Linked DNA regions of Mus musculus: region 2 is linked to region 1. The links are chromatin contacts, found by Hi-C or POLR2A ChIA-PET in ENCODE. All regions are on one chromosome and are shown on one strand. The core of a region is the stretch at or near the end of the contact, and the rest is flanking DNA. Distances in the headings are between cores, read along the strand shown. Region 1 holds the start of Ergic1 (endoplasmic reticulum-golgi intermediate compartment (ERGIC) 1). Region 2 overlaps Gm34455 (a long non-coding RNA gene).

What was found. A loop is a pair of places that touch in the nucleus more often than their neighbours do. ChIA-PET counts read pairs that join two places held with the same protein, here RNA polymerase II (POLR2A).
Region 2: a loop to region 1 is called in a map of left cerebral cortex, with 2.7 times the contacts of the local background. The contact joins the enhancer-like site here to the promoter of Ergic1 in region 1. A Hi-C loop is called at or near these places in 1 of 37 maps with a recorded cell type or tissue (left cerebral cortex). POLR2A ChIA-PET finds 5 or more read pairs at or near these places in 1 of 5 experiments (embryonic stem cell).

What each region holds. Positions count from the first base shown.
Region 1 is chr17:26,557,923-26,564,402 of GRCm38, forward strand. It overlaps Ergic1 (endoplasmic reticulum-golgi intermediate compartment (ERGIC) 1), which reads left to right and starts at 3,590. Exons shown (of 10, transcript NM_026170.3): 1 at 3,590-3,710. The coding sequence starts at 3,691. It overlaps 1700049J03Rik (a long non-coding RNA gene), which reads right to left. Exons shown (of 4, transcript XR_001782188.2): 1 at 4,168-6,480.
Region 2 is chr17:26,463,164-26,469,643 of GRCm38, forward strand. It overlaps Gm34455 (a long non-coding RNA gene), which reads right to left. Exons shown (of 3, transcript XR_876694.2): 3 at 4,491-6,085. Among named protein-coding and RNA genes, the nearest start is that of Gm34455, 38 kb to the right of the region's middle. Within about 2 kb of position 3,678, at least 2 of the 3 ENCODE cell types and tissues checked have a DNase peak (open chromatin) inside an H3K27ac peak, as active enhancers do.

The DNA.
Region 1 (6,480 bases), core at 2,340-4,839:
GTACCATAATATCAGTAGTTCCCAAACTCAACTGTTACTAGCTGCTGCCATGTTCAAAGAGGTCTAGAGTAGTCCCACATCTTGTGCCACATGTCTGATTTCCTCTGTTCCATCTCCCACAGTCTCCTAGGTTGGTTAACAGGAGATGGGCAGCTCGCTTTGCTTCCAGACCTCAAAAGTCCCTGCAGGTACATGCAGGTCAGTCCACTCCCATCCTCCCCGACCTATGAGAAGACCATGTGACCATGCTGCTGTAGAAATGTGCCTCCTAGCCGGGGAGTGGTGGCACATGCCTTTAATCCCAGTACTTGGGCGGCAGAGGCAGGGGCAGGGGCAGGGGCAGGGGCAGGGGCAGGGGCAGGGGCAGGGGCAGGGGCAGGGGCAGAGGCAGAGGCAGAGGAGGCAGAGGCAGAGGCAGAGGCAGAGGAGGCAGAGACAGAGGCAGAGGAGGCAGAGGCAGAGGCAGAGGCAGAGGCAGAGGCAGAGGCAGAGGCAGAGGCAGAGGCAGGCAGATTTCTGAGTCTGAAAAAAAAAAACCAAAAAGAAAAAAAAAAAAACCAAACCAAAAAGAAAGAAAGAAAGAAAGAAAGAAAGAAAGAAAGAAAGGAAAGAGAGAAATGTGCCTCCTATACATGTGGACAGGAGCCTGATATAGCTGTTTCCTGAGAGGCTATGCCAGTACCTGGCTAATACAGAAGTGGGTGCTCACAGTCATCCATTGGACTAGAGGGTCCCCAATGGCCCTGGCATTCCCCTATACTGGGGCATAGAACTCTCTGGGTGGCTATGGAAACCTCCACTCAAATTGGGGGTGCAGTCACTAGCCAGTTAATCCAGTCCTGAGTTGTGTTAAGTTCTCCCAAGGAAAATTGTAGGACATTAGGTAATAGTGGACTGGCAAATTCTCTGTGCACTATTTGAGCAGTCAGGTGATTGGGCTGGACGTGAGTGTTACCACTGAGTTCCAGTGTAAGCGTTCAGCAATCCAAAACAACAGTAGTTCCAATAAGATGGATGCTTATTTCAGTCTTATATAAACACATAGAACGGCAGAGTGATAAGACCTGGGCTCTTTCTGTCTTGTTGCTTTGTTCCATGTGGTTTCCATTTGGTGGTTTGAGATAGTGGCATCCACATTCTAGGCAGCCAGCTGCATAAAGCGACACACAGGGCAAAGAGCATACATCAACTCTTCCTAAAGCCACCTTCTCCCTGCATTTCAATAACTTGATCACATAGACATGCCTAGCTGCAAGGGAAGCTGTGAAATGCAAGTTTCTATGTATCCAGCCAAAAACTGGGAGCTTTTTCTCTCTGTGTAAAAGATACCAACACCAGTCAGTCTTTTTGTTTTTGTTTTTTGTTTTTTCAAGACAGGGTTTCTCTGTATAGCCTTGGCTGTTCTGGAACTCACTTTGTAGACCAGGTTGGCCTCGAACTCAGAAATTCGCCTGCCTCTGCCTCTGGAGTGCTGGGATTAAAGGCATGCGCCACCACTGCCCAGCTCAGGCAGTCTTATCGTCATTTACTCTGCTGGGCATTGTTATCCTTGATCATGCTCAAGGGCACATCTGAGATTCTTTAGGAGAATCTGGGCTAAAGATGAGAATAGTCCCCAAGATGTCCAAGAGCTAGTCTCTGGATCATGTTCTAAAAAGGGAAGACATGAGATCAATTGCCCACACCATACAACTTCTGTTTTGGGTTTATCTGTACCCAGTGGTTCCAGAAGGTCCCAGGATGCTTTTTCTTTCTGCTGCTCCCAGGCTCCAGGACTGGCTAAAACTTTCTCATTTCCCATACATAAGAGCATGGGGTGCGGGTGTTTGTTGAATGAATGAATGAATGAATGACGAATGAATGAATGAATAATGAATGAATGGATGAATGAATGGAAGGGGGATTCCGGTTGTCAGAAAGAGAAGAACCTGGTGGAATCGCCCATCACTGCAGACCCTGAATCTTGCTGCCCGCTTATCCTTCAGGAAACCAAGGAGCTTTTTATGTCAGGACACTGCCTCCCTGCCCATCCTGCCTTTTGAACTTGGATCCCCACTTTTCTCCTTAAGTTGTTGTCTTAAATCGCAGCTTTGAAGAAGGCATCAGCAGCAGAACCCAGGGAAGTTCAGAAGTCAGATTTCCCCTACATGGGTGTCCTAGTTTGCTTTTTCTCTGCTGTGATAAACTCCCACCAAAGCAGCTCTGGGAGCAAAGGGTTTATCTGGCTCATACATCCACACGCCCTTCAGGGAGTGAAGTCTGGGTAAGTAGGTACTCAAGGTAAGAACCATGAAGCAGGGCCGGGCGTGGTGGCGCACGCCTTTAATCCCAGCAGAGGGAGGTGGATTTCTGAGTTCGAGGCCAGCCTGGTCTACAAAGTGAGTTCCAGGACAACCAGAGCTATACAGAGAAACCCTGTCTCAAAAAAACCAAACAAAAAAAAAAAAAAAAAAAAAAAAAAAAAAAAAAAAAAAAAAAAAAGAACCATGAAGCAGAAACTGAAGCAGAGACCTGTGGAGGATGGAAGGCTGCTAATGGGCTCCACTGCTCATATGCAGTAGCTTTCTGATCCCAGGATCCCATCCTAGGAATGTTGCTACCCATAGAGGGCTGGGCCTTCCTACATCATTACTTAGGAACTAAGAAAACTTTACACACATACAAGCCCTTAGGCTAATGTAGTGGAGCCATTTCTTCAATCTCTTCCAGGTATGTCAGATTGACAACTAAGACCAGCCAATCACAAAAAGTTTAGAGTTCAGCTGCCTCCTCCTCTAGCCCAGCAAGTTGAGGGAGGTTTTCCTCTGTACTTCTGTGTTTCTGAGAATGGAGGCTCCTAGGGGCAATCAGCGGTATGTTACCATTTCTAACCGTGCAAACTCAGAGCCTCTGGATAACCCTGCAAGTTCCTGACTTCAGGTTGGTAGATGCTCAACGAGTACTGGTTGGCATCAATCCCGAAGAAAGATGATAGAAGTGGCTAGCTAAGCCCAACTCTAACAGGTGGAGAAGCTGTCACTAGATGCCAGGCTGTTCACTAAAGCAGGGCCCCAACTACCTCCTTTGATACCTATGAAAAGTTGAAAAGTGGGATTAACAGTTATACAGATAGAGAAAGGGGTGGTGGTGGATCTCGGGAGCCAGATGGCTTTTCCTAAGAAGCAAGGGATGGGTGGGAGGTGGGTGGACTTTCTCAATCTAGGACTGCGTTGCCCATCCCCCAGTTTTAACCTTCACCCAGAACTAGCACCAAGCATGGACCCGCAATTTGTAGCATTTTTCTCTGATCTTCACAACGCAATGGCTTTGTTTTACAAGCACAAAACCCACTGCCTGAGGCAGAGCGATTTGTCCTGAGGCCCCACTTACGCTAGGAAAAAAGATCAGAGGCCAAAAAGAACCAAAGCGGGAGTCTTGGAGACCTGGGCTTGGGTAGCATCCCACTCTCGGGCCTTCCCATTCAGCGGGCCCTCGGGCCCCTTTAATGGGGCGGCGGAAGGGGCGGCCGGTGGATGTGGCGGCGCCCAATGGGCTGCGTGGAGCGTCACTTCCCGGCGGCGGGAGGCGAGTGGCGAGTGTCGGGCAGGCTGGCGGGGGCGGGGCGGCCGAGGAGGCGTTGGCAGCGGGCTCGGACCCACGCGGCGCTGCGGCCCGCCTGGCCTGCAACGCTCCCACCGGCTCGGCGGCACGATGCCCTTTGACTTCAGGAGGTGAGTGAGGCCCCGGGCCCGAGGCCCTCTGCAGCCGGCGACGACCACCCCCCACCCCCCGTTACGTGCAAATGCGACCCTGGTGCACTGTGCACGCCTCGGCAGGCCCTAGGGGACCGCGGCCTTCCTCGGGGTTCGAGCCCTACCCCCACCCCTCGTGCAGCCCTGGCAAGCCCTCGCACTCTGTTTTCCACGGCGCGGTGTCCCCAGCTTGCCCCTGACATCTTTCATTCCCCTCCCCCAACCTGGGAACCAAATCTCCTCCCAAATCCCAAATAAAAGGAGCTCAGGCATCCTCAGGCTTTCTCCCCAGTCTTCCCTAGTGGACCCTGTCCTGGCTGACAGGTGGGGCCGCGCGCCTGGCTTTGCCCGGTGGGATCTGAGGGCTGCAGCCCCATTCAATCTGGCAGCAGTTGGAGAAGCTTAGTTCTTCAGAGCCTGAGAATCCTCTACCTACCAGATGTGGAGGCCTGTTCCCGCAAGCCATGGGGACAGTGCGGGAAGAGGAGGATGCTGGGATCTCGAGGTTCTGCAGAAGGTTCTTTGCCTCCTGGAACACCATTGTATAGGGCCAGGCCTTCTGGAAGCCTGCATGGGAAGGGCCTCCCCACCAGACATTCCCTTGACATAAGACGCTCTGAGATGCTCTGGGCTGTTGGGATACTTTGGAGCAAAAGGATTAGAAGCCTGGCTGTACCTCTCTACCCAGCTGCTTAGTAGATTCTCAATGTTAGAAGCAAAGGCTTAGGGTGCAGCCCCTCACCGCTCAGCTGGCTAACCCCAGCAGGTGTCTGGGCATGCTCAAAATATTGGTTTCACCTCTTGCAAATTGGTACTAAAAATAAGGTCACCACCTGAAAGACAGGGATTGTAAGGCACCCCTGACCCAGTCTCCATCACATGGAACTCAGAAGTAGGGCATCTGTGACTGAGGAGATCTGTGAGCGCTCCCCACAGCCAGAGAACGGGTATTCCTCCATTGGTCACAGTTTCCCCTCATCCTCCCCCTCTTACTGATGTGTATAGAGGCAGAACAGAGTGACAACCAATCTAAAAACGGCCCAAGATTCGGATCATGTGGTGGCATATGGGCAACCTGGGGTCAGGGCCCAGAGAGGACATTGGTTTCAGACCTCTTAACCAGCCAAAGTGGTTTTTAGCTCACTCTGGGCACTGGTACTATCTGGCAAACCAGCTTCCTGCTTGCTTGAGGTAGCCCCGGGGTCCATACCTGGGCTTAGACAAAAGCATACAGACCATGGTAGCTTTGAACCGAGAGGGCTTTGAGCCAGTTTTAGGGACACCCATTACCACAGTGTGCCCATGCAGAAAGAAGGGCAGTGGGCACATCCAGGCCCCCCCCTCAAACCTCCCAGGGCTGACCGGAAAGGGTCCCAACCCTCCTGTCCCCACACGGTTCTGCAAGTCCTAGGGATTTTGAGTTTGTTAAAGAAGTAACTGTTCTGGTTACTTCATCTTGTCAGTTCTCTGCCCCGCCTGCATGCCCCGCCTGCATGCTGGAAGGGCTGGGCAGATCTGGGCTCCAGTTGGAAGTTTGGGGGCTGGGGGCAGGTGAGATGAAAAAAAAAAAAAAAGGAAAACAGCTGGGGCCAGCTTTAGCCTTGTCAGGGCCTGCTTATTACTGACTAGTTTAAGGCATTGATATTTAAGGAGCACACCGCTCAACTTTCGGCTGCTACTGCCTTGGGGCTTTCTGGATGTGTCTCAGGCCCTGAGTGCCCGGGTGCCACAGGGTTCCCACTAATGCCAGTTGAGAAAGTCCTTGCTTGCTGGGGCTCACTGGAGACCAGTAAGAATGGATTCCCCACCGTTCGATCTCCTCACGCAGGGTGAGCTGTGGGTCCAGCCCATGTCTTTCTTCTCTTTCAGACGTTGACATAGCAGAGCTCTAGGACTCACTGTGAAGGAAGGCTCCGCCGTTCTACAGACCTTTACCACATACAGGGCCACTCATCGGCTTGCTGAGGGTTGTACCCAGTGTTTAGCCACCTGCCACTTGGACTATCATTAGGGGATGGGTGGCATATGGCACAACCCTGTGGAATTGCCAGAGGAGTGTTGCATGTGTGGGGGGGAGGGGGAACGTGTCACATGACTGGGTTCTAGGAGTAGCCACTATATAAGCAAACTTGACATCCATCCCTTTGTCACTGAAGAGAGTGAATGAGTCTTCCTTTTAAACCCTGGTGAGGGTGACCCCTCTGGCAAAAGCACTTTGCATGGATATAGATAAAGCTGGAGTCGGAGTTTGGCCTATTGGCATTGAAGCCTTAGCTCTGGGGCACAAGGGGAATCTTGAAAAGCCACCACTTTGTCAAACCTTTTAATAGTGGGGAGCACAGGGGGCGTACAGTGATTAGAACATCCCCATTTCCCACCAGTTCAAGACCAAGGGGAACCCAGCTTCCTAACTTGGGTGTGTTTTCCTGCCTAGGAAATGGGTATGATCGACATCCTCACATGAGACCAGGTGGCATGTGGGACCAGCAAGCACTGTCCTCTGCCTGCCGCCATTATTGTACCCTTTGACCGAGGCACCTGCTCTGTAATTAGCGAATTCTGCCATCTTCTCTTCCCTTTCATCAGTATCTGACCTCCTAAGGGCCAGGATTTATATCCAGTTTGTATGTGGTTGCGTCTGCAGGTGGAATGGTACTTGACTAGAGGTCCCCCCTTGGGCAAAACACACCTCTCCAGTTTGTCCAGTGTGATTGCATGTGCCAGCTGCTGGTGGAGAATTCTGCATCCC
Region 2 (6,480 bases), core at 2,428-4,927, 95 kb before region 1:
CCACAGCCCTCTGTGAGGCTTCCAAGTCGCAGCCTCATCTCGTCCCATTATTAAGTCTGAGAAGGGTCATCTAATGGGAGCACTGGCAGGATGCACAGTTGATCTGAACACCAAGACCATTCCTCAGTAACTGTGAGCATAGCCCACAGCATTGAACTCGGCCAAGGGATGAGTCTTATCCCAAGTGGTACAGAGTGGGCTAGTGTGAGATTCCAATATGCTGCTCTCGAGTTCCGCTTTCTGAATATAGTAACTATAAGTGAGGGCTGGAGTCTAATGGAGTTGAAGGGGTTCCACAGTCAGGAGGAGAAGCTAGGCTCCTGCGGTCTCCTCCTTCAAGGATAAGCATACTTGGTAAAGAGAGACCAAGCCATGGCTTGACCCCTCCCGTGCTACCTCCCATCCATGCCCAGAGGACAGCCTGTCCCTCAAGGGGGTGGAAGGATCCATGAAGCCCATGAGAACTGGGCCCCGGACACATCGGGGAAGGAGCATGGTGCTGGCTCAGCAAACATCTGTGGAAAGAGCCAGGTGGCAGGACAGTTCTGATCCCTCCCGTGCCCTGAAGTCCTTATGACCCCCAGCAGTAGGTAGCCTGCTGTTCTTCACATTTGAGGATAAGAAAGCTGAGCCACAGCAGAATCCAGTAGAGCTCCAGGCCTCTACCCATACTTCCTCTGTCTGACCACCAACTCTGCAACCTGGCTTCCTTCATACCAGTGATTCTCCAAGAGTGGTCGCCAGGCAGCAGCAGCCTCCACTGCCACAGCAGCAACAGCAGCAGCAGCAGCAGCGTCTATACTTGACAGAGTCTAGGGCCTAGATGGGCCACACAGTTCATGCTCCAATGTGCAGACAGCCATGTGAGCCTCTGTTCTGTATCAGCCCTCTCTGGGATTTGGGAAATACACTTGTGAGTGGAAAGATTCCAAGGTTCTTAACAAGTCAAGCTGCTGCAGAAGGTCGGGGCTGGTGGCCTTGGATGAACAGAGCCCTATGGTTAAAAACCCCATATAAGCATTTCTGTTTCCATGGCAACTTGAGTTTATCAGGCAGCCGGAAGGGCTGGGAAGGACTGGAGGATGCTCAGGTTCACGCCAAAAGGTCAACATACAGGTACTCAGACCAAACCCCTCCCCTCCAGGGTGGGGCCTGGGAAGCTGCCGTTTGGACAGAACCTGTTACCACCCAGTGCAAGCTAACACTGGGGACCTCTGTATCCATAGAAGGCTTCAGACTAGACAGACTCATGGGGGCTGGTTTTGTGACCAGGTACAAAGCTTACCCCACTATACCCTGAGATTCCTCTCTACAGAAGGTAGTCCTGGCAGGTGAAGGAGTTGGATTCGGAAAGCAGATTAGCTTGGTGCATCTAAAGGGGGAAATCAAGGTAGATGCCGGGCAGCGAAGGTTAAGCCGTAGACTCCGCAGACCACGGTTTTCAAGCCCTGGGGCAGTACGGAGCCATGGAGGAAATGAGCCCCAAACCGGTGCCATCAAGTTTGCATTTTCCAGAATTACAGCCTGAGTGGGGCTGAGCTGAGGAGGAAGAGGGAGGGGCTGTGCTGGTTAGCTCTAGGCTACACTGTGTAGGTTCAAATCCCTGCCCCACCCAATCCCACAGTGGTGGGAACTCGAACTATTGGCTTAACCTGTTAGTGTGTTGGGGGTCTAATCTGTAAAAGGATATGAAAGTCTGATGATAAGAATTCAAGGACCCATATGAAGCCCGCAGCCTGCGTCAGTGCTCCATCGGCAAAGGTCTTATTGTTCTTCCGTGAGCAGAAGCAGGAAGCTACGTACCATGGCCAGTGTAAGCACTCTGGGGACCAAGGCAGGTAGCGTGGTCATTGAAACCCTCCGAGTAGCTCTGGAGACAGTATGGCCCTCTGTCACATTAGAACAGAGACTCCCAACCTCTCAGAAGCATAGACCGCCTGCTAGAAATGTAGAGCTGGCGGGAAGCGTGACCCTGTCCCCCGTGAGCCCTCAGCCCAGGCCTGCCCACATGACCCAGCTTCCTGTTTGTGATACCAACATTGGAGGGAGGAAATCAACAACCCCACCCAGGGCTAGAGGGCAAGAATGTGGATGTGCTGACGTCAAAACTTGTCCCAGTTCTGAAGAGATGGGATGGGAAGGGCTTCCTGCTGAGCTTCTGAGCTAGCCTGCTCTGAGGGAGCTGAGGTGACCTGTGACAGCCCACTCAGCTTTCTCTGTGGGGTGCTGCAGGGGTGAACTCGTGTCCTGCCACAACACAGCTGTAGGACCTGGGCAAACACGTTGCAAGTCTCAGTCCCGTGTGTATAAGGGAACGGCAATGCTAATGGAGCAAGGGTACCCATCAGGTCTGAGAGAAGCCCTCCCTCAACCGTGAGCCTTCTCCTCACTGAAAGAGCCACAGGAGAACCTTGCCTTCAAGAAAGATCCAAGCCCCTCCTGGGGTGAAGCATGCCCTCGCTTCCTTCAGCTCCTGCCACCATCTACCTGGCTGGCAAGGCAGGGAAGGAGAGGAAGCCAGTCACAGAGCATGAAGTATTTCCAGGGGTGGTGAGGAGGAGTTTGTCCAGCATTTATGCTGTGACTCAGGCTGAAGCCTGGACTCAGGCACTTCCTGGTCTAGTGACTCAGTTTCCCTTGTTATACAGCAGCATCACAACACAAGGCCTGCTTTTCAGCTTTGAAGAGGCATTGAGGCAACTATTGAGTACTGGTAGGGCCCTTCATGCCCCATGCTTGGAGGGCCTACTACGTGCCTGAGGCTCTATGCACATTTGATCTTGATTCTTGGCTGAGCCTAGAGAAATTAGAAATACTATTGACCACATTGTATGGCGTGATAAGCAGGCCAAGGGACAGCCTAAGCTCATGGAGCCGGGGACCAGCAGAGTCCAACGGAGAGCACAGGCCTCACTAGCATCAGGAATGTGCCTTCCATTGGAAGCATGCCCTAATAGTATTAGGTCATGCCCTTGACCCCAGCAGATGTTTCAGGGACCCCTCCCCACCTCTACCCCATAGAAGGTCTCCTGGTCCACTCTCCAGCCTGACCCTCTGGTTTCAAATGTGTCCACATAGGCTGTAGGAACTTGGCTCAAGTCTGGCCTCCTTTCTATAATAGACTGCTTGGAATCCAAAGCTGGAGTCCTGGTGTCCTCTGTCCCACATGCCTGGAAAGGCACTGTCAAGGTTCTTCACCCTATGAGACTGAATTTCCAAGCTTGGTACTGAAGGAGAGCTGGCATGGAGGACTGACACAGGGTCCATGAACCCCCCCCCTAGGAAGGCAGAGCCCCCTACAGCAAGCACCTGGGAGGGAAGGACCAGGAGTGGGGCCGCCATGGGGCCAGCTGGGCCCTCACTGGGCTGTCTGCCCTCCTCCATTTTCTCTCATTTTCCTCTAGGACATCACTTAGCCCCATTTTGGAGCCTGGATTAGACTCGAGGTTGGCTGCCCCCAAAAACTTGCAACCTGGTCCATACCCATCTTTCCCCTGAGCCTGAGTTCCCCGGTATGCTACAAAATTCGGGAGCCCCCCCTCCCCCAGTTACTGATGAAGACATCACATCTTTAAAGACCCTAGTACATCTCACAAAGCATCAATAAACTGGCATCCAGACCCAGGGAAGGGTCCATGAATGATCCTGAGAGCCCCTTCCTTGGGTGTCCAGCAGGTGGCAGCATCAGTCCCTTGTTGGCACACAGACTTTTGCTCTCAAATGCTTTATAGATTTTGTTAGCAATCCCCCCACCCCACCCCGTTCCACCCTGAGCTACACCCCCAAGCCCTTACAGAGTTTCATGCCATTGGTGGTGAGGAACTAGATTTAGAAGTTGATGCTCCTGGAGAATTTCCTGCCCACTAATCCCATAGGCCCTTGCTCCTAGCAAGGCTGCGGGCCAGCCCTGTGGGAAGAAGCAGAGGGAGCCTTACCCTGGAGACCCCTCCTCCCGCCGCCCTGCCTGGCTCTCCACAGCCCTCTGCATCCAGGGCTCTCTCACTTTCTCCACCCTCTTCCTGCTTTTCTTCCTCTTTGTGTGAATTACAGGAACAGTTCACAGGTTCTTTTCTTTTTTAAACAATTTTACTTTATTTTTATATTTTATATATGAGTACATGGTAGCTGTCTTCAGACACTCCAGAAGAGGGCATCAGATCTGGTTACAGATGGTTGTGAGCCACCATGTGGTTGCTGGGAATTGAACTTAGGACCTCTGGAAGAGCAGTCAATGCTGTTAACTATTGAGCCATCTCTCCAGCCCACACAGGTTCTTTTCCAGGGCCAGTATGCAGCACACAAGAGGAGTCTTTTGGAGTGTTCAAGTGATGGTGGGAAAACAGTCAATAATAAAGGAAGAAAGGAACTTCTTTTTTTTAATTCTTTTTTTAAATTTATTTATTTATTATATGTAAGTACACTGTCAGACACTCCAGAAGAGGGAGTCAGATTTTGTTACAGATGGTTGTGAGCCACCTGTGGTTGCTGGGATTTGAACTCTGGACCTTCAGAAGAGCAGTCAGGTGCTCTTACCCACTGAGCCATCTGACAGCCCAGAAAGGAACTTCTTCAGGAACTTCTTCACAGGCCCTGGCAAGCATCCGTCTGGTGATATGACAGGGTGACCAGCGGGAGGCATGGAGGAGGCAGGGAAGTGGCCAAGGACAAGGGAATCCACACAGAGGTGCAATCCTCAAAGGCCCTTGGGCAGCCAGGGATGTCTTGGGAATCCAAGGAGGCTGGTGCCATGCTTTTCCAAGATGCCGACTAAAGGGTGCATCAGCTTGCCACAGCCCATATAGCCACAAACACAGAGAAGCAGTTCCTGGGTTCTCAGACGAAGAAACTAGGACCCTCAGCCAAATCAGGGACCATAAGCAACCAGGAAAAGAAAGAAAGAAAAGACAGAGTTTAGCCTGTGCAGAGTGCAGGTACTCTGTTGTGCCGTAGCGGCTACTTTATGTAGATGAAGGGATGAAATGGGAGTCTCAGAAGGAAGGAACACGCCTAGGGTCATGAAGAATAGCAGACCTGAGCCTTGTACCTGAGGCTTCCCCATGGAGGTAGCTAGCACCCTGTGCCCTAGATACCTCAGAGCCACCCGGAGGGCCTTTCCTTCCTCGGGCCCTGCAGCCATCCCGCTGAAGCTCCTTAGGGTCCCTTGAGGTCAGCCAGCAAGTCTTATTCTCACAACCCTCCCCTGGCACTCCACGTTTCCGTAGCAATGCTCTACCCTCTCCCACCGCTGCCACCACACCACACCACATCACACCAACCCTGTTGCCTCTCCCTGGATGGCTCTCTGTGTGACTAACACCTAAGGTCACCACATTGTGTCTGTCTCCCCCACCAGACTGCACCTGAACCCCACGAAGGTCTCAGCCTCATGAATCAACCTTTATATGGCCCCTGCCTACCACACTGATAACATGTATTCATTCGTACCCAGAGCTGCATGTGTAGAGAAAGAGCTCTGTGGACTGGAGACCTTTGCTTGAGCCTGTGCCAGGACCTTGACCTGCAGGAAGAAGGTCAGAGAAAAAAAATGGCAGCTGTGACCTAGGCCAAGTCCTCCAGAGTGGGGCCATCTGGGTCATGGGTAGCATTAGTGCTGGGGACATGGCATCAGCAGGCTTAGAGATATCTCTTGTGCACAAAATAGAGATGAGTGAGCCCTAGAACGTGACCTGGAACATCTTCTAGGGTATAGGGAGGGTGGAGTCCCCGGAGCTCTGAGCAAGGTGGCAAAGTGTGTGAGGGTCTGACTCAGCCAGGAACTATTGGGGAACATAGGAAAATGGGGACAGACACCACTCTTGCACAAGCAAGGTTTGGGCACAACCCAAAGGACTGTCACTTGCTGGGCCATTCTTGAGCCTCACTGTGGTCCTTAAAGCAGGTGGAACTCGGTGTGGGTGAGGAAGCTAACACTTCCAGAAGGAAAGGTACTCACCTAAGAGTCCCTAAGCAGAAAACAGGGGAGCTCTTTTACGGGGACTGGATCAAGATGACCCAGTGACCTGGTCTTCACTTAGTAGCAGGTGCTCATAGCTGGTTCAGGAGTGAGCCAGTGATGCCAGAGACTCTGAGAGGACAGAGGCTTGGGGTGCAGGGTCTATGGAACCAACCCTATACACCCCAGGACTGGTTCTACACATAGCCCACAGAGGCCAAGAATCTTCCCAGACATAAGCTGACATTCCAGGCTGTTCACCGTGACCTTTCAGCAGATTCCATCCTAAACTGACTTGGCCCTGGAGTTCTCTCCTCATTCCTCCCTCCTCCTTCCTCTCTTCTCCCTTTTCCCTCCTCATTCTTCTGTCTTCCTCCTTCATCCTCTATCCTCCTCCTCAGTCCTCCATCCTCTGTCCTCCATCACCTGTCCCCCATTTCCCATCCCACACCCCACACCCCACATCCCACATCCCCCATCCTTTGCAGACCTCTCCAGCCTTGTCTGGTCCCATCCCCAAGATGAGG